Regions from separate parts of the Homo sapiens genome. Here region 1 is linked to region 2. A link is an interaction called in ENCODE POLR2A ChIA-PET data of the cell type or tissue named here. Cell type or tissue: OCI-LY7. All regions are shown on one strand.

Evidence for each region. Peaks named below come from ENCODE experiments on the same cell type or tissue, not always from the same donor. Only the 100,000 strongest peaks of a DNase experiment are listed, where the experiment ranks them.
Region 1: POLR2A ChIA-PET joins it to region 2 with 5 read pairs; 2 of 35 experiments call an interaction of 5 or more read pairs at or near these places.

The regions. Positions count from the first base shown.
Region 1 is chr6:109,114,575-109,119,574 of GRCh38, reverse strand. All of the region lies in intron 1 of CEP57L1 (centrosomal protein 57 like 1), which reads right to left. Among named protein-coding and RNA genes, the nearest start is that of CEP57L1, 22 kb to the right of the region's middle. In OCI-LY7, no CTCF peak of the experiment used is centred here; a DNase peak (open chromatin) is centred at 1,994; H3K4me3 peaks cover 825 bases.
Region 2 is chr6:108,282,139-108,287,138 of GRCh38, reverse strand. No RefSeq gene overlaps it. Among named protein-coding and RNA genes, the nearest start is that of AFG1L, 10 kb to the left of the region's middle. RefSeq lists an enhancer at 467-566 and silencers at 2,136-2,205, 4,671-4,845. In OCI-LY7, no CTCF peak of the experiment used is centred here; a DNase peak (open chromatin) is centred at 2,176; H3K27ac peaks cover 451 bases.

The DNA.
Region 1 (5,000 bases), 830 kb before region 2:
AAAGGCACCTCAAACGTATATCCAAAACTTAAAGCACCATCTTTGCCTCAAAACAGTTTTTCTTCCTATATTTGTAATCTCACTTAATAGGATCATCCTCCTACTCCCCATTCTCAAGTCCTGAGGAGGTCAACACGTAAAACACTTCTTGACTCACCTATCCTCTCCCATCCTTACCACCACTGATTAGGTGTCCCAGCCTAGGCCCTCATCATTTATTGGTCCCATTACGTAGCCTTTTGAAGTGATTTTCCTACTACTAATTATGTTTCACTAAAACTATTTTTTACTGTGCCCCTAGAGTGATCTACCTAAAATTAAAATCCAGCCATGTTACTTCAATGCTTCAAACTCTTCAGTGACTGCAGAATAAAGACCTCCTCAGGGCATATAGGGCTCTCCATTACTCATTATCTAGTTCTTTTCTCCTGCCCCTGCTGAGTGAACACGTTTCTAATGTTCCTATTGTTCTCTCTTCCAGAAATATTCTTGCCCATTATGTAAGACACAGTTTATCAGTTAAACTGTCCATGAAGTTTTCCCTTTCCTGGCTTCCTGAGGCTGGGCTAATTAACTTTCCTCTGTGCATACCTATATGTTTAATATATATTGAAATAATAATCTGTTCATGTCTTCCCCACTGAACTGCACGCCTCATTCATCAAAGTCTTATTCATCTTTGCAATCTCAGCACCTAATTTAATACTTAATAAAGGCTTGCTAAACTGAAATGAATTAAAAGCTATGTGGAGCTCCAAGACAAAACCTACCGAAAAGTCAGAGCAATATAAGGTAAAAGGAAGATGTCTATACCATTCAGATCAGAGAGAGTGCTAGCTACTGATTGTAGTGTCTGAGTTATTCTGTGACGAAGCAACACAAACACGGGTTTGTCATAACATTGCTTTCCTTGGTATTGAGAGCTCAGAAGTCATAATTCCAATTCTTATTCGTATTAGCAAGCTTCAGTATGTTAACTACAGTGACGTTTGACCCACATGTCTGAGGTGAACAACTGTTTTGAAAGGCTCAAGTAATCTACTGATGCACAGAGATGTTGATAGGCTGCAGAGACACACCATTAAGCCCCTTACTTTTTTTTCAAACCAGACTTGTTGGCACAGCTGTTAAGGTATTAACATGAGGAACAGCATACGTTGTCAAATAGCCCAGAAGGCAAAAGGACAAAATCTGATTTTCCTGGCTAGCTGAGGTGGGAGGTTAATTGATAAAAATATATTTTACTGGCCAGGCTCACGCCTGTAATCCCAGTTCTTTGGGAGGCCAAGGCAGGTGGACTACCTGAGATCAGGAGTTTGAGATCAGCCTGGCCAATATGGTGAAACCCTGTCTCTACTAAAAATACAAAAAATTAGCTGGAGTTGGTGGTGGGCGCCTGTAATTCCAGCTACTAAGGAGGCTGAGGCAGGAGAATTGCTTGAACTCAGGAGGCAGAGGTTGCAGTGAGCCGAGACCGTGCCACTGCACTCCAGCCTGGGCGACAGAGTGAGACTCCGTCTCAAAAACAACAACAACAACTATATACATTTTACTTAAAATGCACCTACAAAAATATGTATTACTTTCCTCTTAATGTTGCAATTTTTCATCCGTTTCCAATGTGCTTATTTAACTTACATCTCACTATGCCAAATGCTGAAAGTGCTGAGGGCCTTCCAATTACCACCAGCAGCCAAAATAGAGGAGCACAGAGAACAGCCTATGATGTCGAAATGTAAGAGATCATTATGGCTCCAATTGAACTTCCCTTGTATCCATATAGACGTTGCCTGTGACTGTATCTGCATAATTCACTTCGCTTAATATTGCAATGTCTATTTAGTAAAATTAATGTTGAGAATCTGCATAATTTCCTAATTCCTTTCCATTTCAATTCCAATACTGTTTGCTAAGCATCTATCATGTGCCAAACTTTGTGCTTAGAGCTGGAAATGGAAAGAGGAAGAGGTCACAGTCTCAGGGGAAAACAAATGCAATGCCTCACTAACTCAGGACTTTGAACTTGCTCTAAACTAGTACAGATTTGGTGCCCATAAAAAGTGGGGTTAACCCTCCAATGTTGCTTTCGTCATAGTAGTTGGCCCAGTTTGCCAGTCTAGCCCAGACAAGCCCTAGCTAAGACAGCCTCAGGTTCCTTCAATATGATCACCTTTCATCCTTCAATTAAAAACTTCCTATCAGCAGCACATTACAGACCATCAAAAGATAGAGAAGGTTTGTAGAGCAGCAAAGCCAAAAGGTATAGTCAAAGGCATTCACAATAAGTTCAATCATAAGTAATATTCTCTTGTGTACCTGAATATTGCCTACAACTTCTTATGCTTACGTTATATATAAATCCATGATATTTTACTATAATAGCTGAGACTAGAATGAGAGTGTTTGGAAAGAAGTTTGACACAAACATACTATATATATATTTCTGATTATAAAAGTAATACATGTTCATTCTACAAAATTTTGAAATTATAGAAGAAAATAAAAATCACGGGAATTTTATCAATCTCAGATTATTAAAATATTGTTAACACACTTTTGGTATATATTAAATCAGTCTTTTATTATTTTAACCAAAGTTAGGACTGTACCATGCTTGTATAAATTGTCTTTCTACTTAATATGTGATAAATGTTTTCTTGAATCATTATCTTTTTTTGTATATCATTCTTTAGAAGTATGTTTTTCTTAATGGCAGTACATAAATGATTTTGTAAATTACCAATTTTTTCATTAAGAAACAGGCTAGCAATTGTGTTGTTAGGTCAAAGACAGTTTTAAATGCTTCTGGTACATATTGTCAAATTGTCTGGGCCTGTTTTGAATTAAGGCATTACTGGAGATTTTTAGAACTTAGAAAAAACTCCTGAAGGTCACAATTCTCACCATGTCTTGAGATTATTTCTCCAGTCAATAATACTATACTTTAGACAAAGTTTCTCTTGGATAACCTCTTATCAAAAGCTTTATGACAATCAGAACCTAGAAAAAGATTGAAACTGTACCTATATAAATAAAGTAACATATATATCAATTAGTCTACTCTACTGTTAAGAAAAGTATCTCTAAAATGCTTATGGGAGCTGGGCGCCGTGGCTCACTCCTTTAATCCAGCACTTTGGGAGGCCAAGTTGGGCAGATCACCTGAGGTAGGGAGTTTGACACCAGCCTGACCAACATGGAGAAACCACCTCTCTACTAAAAATACAAAATTAGGTGGGCGTGGTGGCATATGCCTGTAATCCCAGCTACTTGGGAGGCTGAGGCAGGAGAATCACTTGAACCTGGGAGGTGGAGGTTGCAGTGAGCCGAGATCATGCCATTGCACTCCAGCCTGGCCAACAAGAATGAAACTCTGTCTCAAAAAAGTAACATAACATAACATAACATAACATAACATAACATAACATAACATAACATAACATAACACAACACATAACATAAAATAAAATAAAATAAAATAAAATAAAATGCTTAATAGGGAGGAAATAGAATTCCAGGAAATACCTAAAACAAATTTACTTTCCTTTTTTTGACCAAAACTCATAAAAATACAGATAAATCAAAATTGTTGAACTCAATTCTATAAAATGTATGTAGTCTTACTTATATAGTATATTCTTCATATCTGCAATAAAAGGCAAAATCTAAAAATATCAACTTAACATTTGAAAAGTATTACCACTTACAAGCTTTTACACGCTAAATTTAGTCTTAACAACCTTAAAGAATGCTATTACTATTACTACAGTCACTTTTTAACACATTAGGAAACAGATGAAAAGATTGGGTGACTTGGCTAATTGAATATGTATAAAAAATGAATAGCAAAGCCAGAATTCAAACCCAGGTCTCCGGACTCTAACTGTGGACCCTTTTGATTTCTGTACTGCTTTCCATAAATCATAAATAATCAAATTTTTCTTTATACTTGGCTTCAGATTTTTTAAAAAAAATAACAGATTTATTTTCTTAACGTTATTTATTTAAGCCAAAATTAAAATAAGTTTGCATTCCCTGAGTGCACACACCGACAATGGGTGGGCCAACTAATAAAACTACTGATAGCACATAGATGCCAGCTTAAAGTTAACATTTTTCCATTGTATAAATCCACAAACAGAGAAACATGTTTGGCTGAGCGTAATCTAATTTGTAAATTTCCCAAAGAAAACAAACATTACAACTACTAGAATTGTTTTCCCTACAAATAGAGTAGTGTGGAGACTACAACTGAGAACAACATGAAATTCCTTTAAAATGACACTCTGAAGGAGTGTCATTTCTCTCTTTTCTCTCCTTTAAAAAAAAAATACATATATACCCATAAATAAATATTTCCTACCATTTCTCCCTTTTATCCACTACTACCCCTAACTTCTAACAATGAAAGAATAAAAAATTAACAATAGAAGATTTTTGAAGTTGTTAATGTATAACTTTTACAAAATCAACTATCATTAATTTAGCCATATTTTAATGTATGTATTAATCATGGTTTATCTGATTAATTTAGTTGCTTTAACAAATATAGTTTTACATTTTGTATTTTTATTAGTTTTATTTTAATTGGCAAATAATAATTGTATATATTTATGGGGTATAAGGTGATATTTCAATACATGTATACATTGTGGAATGATCATATCAGAGTAATTAGCATATCCATCACCTCAAATATTTACCATCTCTTTGTAGTGAGATATTTAAAATTATCTCTTTTAGCTATTTTGAAATATAATAACTATAGTCACCTTGCAGTGTAACAGAACACCAAAACTTATTTCTAGTAACTTAACTTTGTACCCCATTGATCAGCATCTTCCCTTTCCCTGTCCACGCCCTACAACTCTCCCACCTCTCTTCCCATCCCCTGCCCCTTGCCTCTGGTAACCACTATTCTACTCTCTACTTCTATGATTTTGACTTTTCTAGATTCCACATATAAGTGAGATTACAGAGTATTTGTTTCTCTGTCCCTG
Region 2 (5,000 bases):
ATTTTTATTTCTATGTCTGGCTGATTTCACTTAGCATAACGTCCTCCAGGTCCATCCTACAAATAGCAGGATTTCCTCCTTTTTTAATGCTAAATAATACTCCAGGCTGGGTGCGGTGGCTCACGCTTGTAATCCCAGCACTCTGGGAGGCCGAAGTCGGCAGATCACCTGAGGTCAGAAGTTCGAGACCACCTGGCTAACATGGTGAAACCCCATCTCTACTAAAAATACAAACTTAGCCGGGCACAGTGGCACATGCCTGTAATCCCAGCTACTCGGGAGGCTGCGGCTCGAGAATCGCTTGAACCCGGGAGGCGGAGGCTACAGTGAGCTGAGATCGCACCATTGCACTCCAGCCTGGGCAATCAGAGTGAAATTCCTTCTCAAAAAAATAAAATAATACTCCAGTGTGTGTGTGTGTGTGTGTGTGTGTGTGTGTGCACGCACGTGCTACATTTTCTTTATTCATTCAACTGTCTATGGACACAGGTTGTCTCCACATCTTGGCTATTGTGACTAATGCTGCAAAGAACATGGGAGTGCAGATATCTTTACGAGGAGGTGGTTTCATCTCCTTTGAGTATACACCCAGAAGGGAGATTCCCAGTTTATATGATAGTTCTGTGGTTTTGAGGGGGTTTTTTTCTTTTTCTTTTTCTTTCTTTTTTTTTGAGACAGGGTCTCACTTTGTCGCCCAGGCTGGAGTGCAGTAGCACAATCTTGGCTCACTGCAGCCTTGACCTCTGGGGCTCAAGCAATTCTCCCTCCCACATAAGCCTCCCAAGTGGCTAGAACTACAGGTGCGCACCACATGCCTGGCTAATTTTTGTATTTTTTGTAGAGACGGAGTTTGCCATGTTGTCTAGACTGGTCTCAAACTCCTGGGCTCAAGCAGTCTTCCCACCTCGGCCTCCAAAAGTGCTGGGATTACAGGCATGAGCCACCGTAGTCTGGGTAGTTCTGTTTCTAATTTCTTTAGGAACATCCATACTGTGGATCCATTTTAAAGATTAATTTTTTAAAACACCATTAAATTCAATATTACAGAAGTAATTGAAACACAACCCAAGAGCCCTTTTTTCCATTTGCTTATTTATTTATTTGCCATTACACGTGGTTCTTCATAAGTATAATTTCTTCTAATTTAACAAAGAAACACTTTAGAGCTATGAAAAACAATGTGGTCCATTTGAAGATACATAAGAAATTATTTCAGGGGTACAGTGGCTCACGCTGGTAATCTCAGCACTTTGAGAGACAGAGGTGGGAGGCTTGCTTGAGGCCAGGAGTTCAAGACCAGCCTGGGCAACATAACAAGACCCCATCTCTACACTAAATAAATAAATAAATAAATTCACATGGAAACCATTACATAATAACTTCTAGTTTCTACATTCAAGTAGAGTCAAATATCTAGCTTCTAAATTCAAAACATTTGTATTTTAAATATCCTTAACCAAAGATATAACTTAGGTTACTTAATTTATTTTCTTTTCCTTTTTTTTAGAGACAAGATCTCACTCTGTCAACCTAGGCTAAAGTGCAGTGATGCAATCATAGCTCAGTGCAGCCTCAAACTCCTGGGCTCAAGCAATCCTCCTGCCTCAGCCTCCCAAGTAGCTGGCACTATAGGCACTAGGTTACTTAATTTAAACAAACTAAATAAACAAATATACCTAAGTACCTTATTAACTATGAGAAATGTAACTTCTAACCAAGATGTACACACTTCAGTAATACAGATTTATAAATGTGTACAAAGTATAGATTTTGCTACAAGCAGTCCATTTCTTATTCTTTTGCTAACCTTACAACAAAAATCACCTTTTTTCCCCTTTACTGAAACGTTGTTTAACTCATAACTAGAGACTGGCCAAAGACAGAATATTTGAAGCCAAGTCCAGTGCTCAAACCTTTATTTAGTTTCTTTTTTATTATTATTATTTTTTTTGAGATGGGAGTCTCACTCTGTCACCCAGGCTGGAGTGCAATGGCACAGTCTCAGCTCACTGCAACCTCCGCCTCCCAGGTTCAAGCAATTCTCTTGCCTCAGCCTCCTGAGTAGCTGGGACTACAGGTGCGTGCCACCATGCGTGGCTAATTTTTGTATTTTTAGTAGCAACGGGGTTTCACTATGTTGGCCAGGCTGGTCTCAAACTCCTAACCTCGTTCGTGATCTGCCTGCCTCGGCCTCCCAAAGTGCTGGGATTATAGGCGTGAGCTGCCGTGCCCAGCCAGTTTCTTTTTTCTTTTTTTTTTCTTTTTTTTTCTTTCTTTCTTTCTTTTTTCTTTTTTTTTTTTTTTTTTTTTTTTGAGATGGAGTCTTGTTCTGTTGCCCAGGCTAGAGTGCAGTGGTGCAATCTCGGCTCACTGCATTCTCCACCTCCTGGGTTCAAGAGATTCTCCTGCCTCAGCCTCTCGGGTAGCTGGGATTACAGGTGCATGCCAACATGCCTGGCTAATTTTTGTATTTTTAGAAAAGACAGGGTTTCACCATGTTGGCTAGGCTGGTCTTGAACTCCTGACCTCAAGTGATCCTCCTGCCTCGGCCTCCCAATGTGCTGGGATTACAGGTGTGAGCCACCATGCCCAGCCTTTATTTAGTTTCTTACTACTTATTTTCAACAACAAATTAAAATAACTGTTTTTTTTTCAGTTTTGAATATCCTTTTTTAAAAAATTGAATCACATGATAATATATGTGTATTTACCTATGTATTTCTTCCTTATCCAAATTTTGAGAGGGAAAAAAAAGCTTTCCATATATATATTGTAGAGAGTCTTGCTCTGTCACCCAGGCTGGAGTGCAGTGGTGCAATCTCGGCTCACTGCAACCTCCACCTCCTGGGTTCAAGCGATTCTCGTGCCTCAGCCTCCCAAGTAGCTGGGACTACAGGCGTGCACCACCACTCCCGGCTAATTTTTGTATTTTTAGTAGAGACGGGGTTTCACCATGTTGGCCAGGCTGGTCTCAAACTCCTGACCTCAAGTGATCCACCCGCCTCAGCCTCCCAAAGTGCTGGGATTACCAGCATGAGCCACTGCACCCGGCCACCATCCTCCCTTTAAAAATAGCAACAAACCCCAACTAATACTAACGTTCCCCAATTGGACACACAAACTTGGAATCTGGGAATCATCACCTAGTTTCTCTTCCTCATCCCTCCTATCCAGTCCTTCACCAAATATGATTAAATCCATCCGTTACCACTGGGTCTCCCTCTTGTCTTTCAGAGGCTGATGCAGTCATCTCCCAACTCTAGCTCTGGCTGTTTCCCCTCCACACCATACTGCTGTCAGATGCATCTTTCCAAAGATGTCACCTATCTGACTACGATCCTTCACAGTTTCTAAATTTGCAGTGCCTCCCTACTGTCTGCAGAATGAAGTACAATTTCTTTATTATGGACCTTTTAGAAAATCAATATCTGGCTCTGCCTACCTTACCATCCTCTCAGATCACTCAAATAATTTATACTCAGAAAGCAACATATCATGGGTGATTTACCAAGCATCTTATTTGTTTACATGCACCTTTGTATATATTATTCTAGAAAAACTGGTAAACTAATCCCATCCACCCACTGGACACCCCCCCCCTTTATTTCCTATGAATGTTCTGTTGGTTTTTACTAATATTTGAAAAATCAGTGCAGTAGCTCACGCCTATAATTCCAGTGCTTTGGGAGGCTGAGGTGGGAGGATCAATTGAGGCCAGGTTCAAGATATTTTTTAAATTAGAAAAAAAAAATTTGGCTAGGCACAATGGCTCACGCCTGTAATCCTAGCACTTTGGAAGCCGAGATGGATGGATCACCTGAGGTCAGGAGCTCAAGACCAGCCTGGCCAACATGGTGAAACCCCGTCTCTACAAAAATACAAAATAAATTAGCCGGGCATGATGGCCGGTGCCTCTAATCCCTGCCACTAGGGAGGCTGAGGCATGAGAATTGCTTCAACCCAGGAAGCGGAGGTTGCAGTGAGCCAAGATCACACCATTGCACTCCAGCCTGGGTGACAGAGCGAGACTCCACCTCAAAAAAAAAAAAAAGAAAGGAAAGAAAATTTTAATAAAAATAATTACCCAAGCTATCAATTGACTTTTAATATTTTCAAGGCAACTTTAAGAATGTTCCAGCTTTAGGCCAGGTGCAGTGGCTCATGCCTGCAATCCCAGCACTTCGGGAGGCCGAGGCAGGTGGATCATTTGAGGTCAAGAGTTCAAGACCAGTCTGACCAACATAGTGAAACTCCATCTCTACTAAAAATACAAAACTTAGCTGGGCGTGGTGGCATGTGCCTGTAATCCCAGCTACTCATGAGGCTGAGGCAGGAGAATTGCTTGAGCCGAGATCGTGCCATTGCACTCCAGCCTGGGTGACAGAGCGAGACTCTGTCTCAAAAAAATTAAAAAAAGAATGTTCCAGGTTTAATACTGCAATATGTATTTAGTATCCATCATTACATGTACATTATATACTGCATACTACTATTGATATTCAGCCTTAATGAATACATTTATTTTAAGATCCTCAAGGGGGCTGGGCACATTGTGGCTCATGCCTGTAACCCTACCACTTTGGGAGGCTGAGCTGGAGGATTGCTGAGGCCAGGAATTTGAGATCAGCCTAGGCAACATAGCAAGACCCCATCTCCACAAAAAATGCTTTTAAAAAGTAGCCAAGTATGATGACGTCCACCTGTAGTCCCAGCTACTCAGGAGGCTGAGGTGGGAGGATTTCTTGAGCCCGGGAGGTCAAGGCTGTAGTGAGCTGTTTTCAAGCCACTCCATTCCAGGTTGAGCAACAGGGTAAGACCCTGTCTCAATTAAAACAAACGAACAAACAAACAAAAAAACTCCATGATTCTGAGAGATACAGTAAGTGACTTGTCCAATATAATACAGCTACTATACCTTCTTGAAGTTAACTGAATGGTAATGGAAATAACCCTTAAACAAGATCAACAGATAGACAAAAAGTAGACCATGCCACATAATA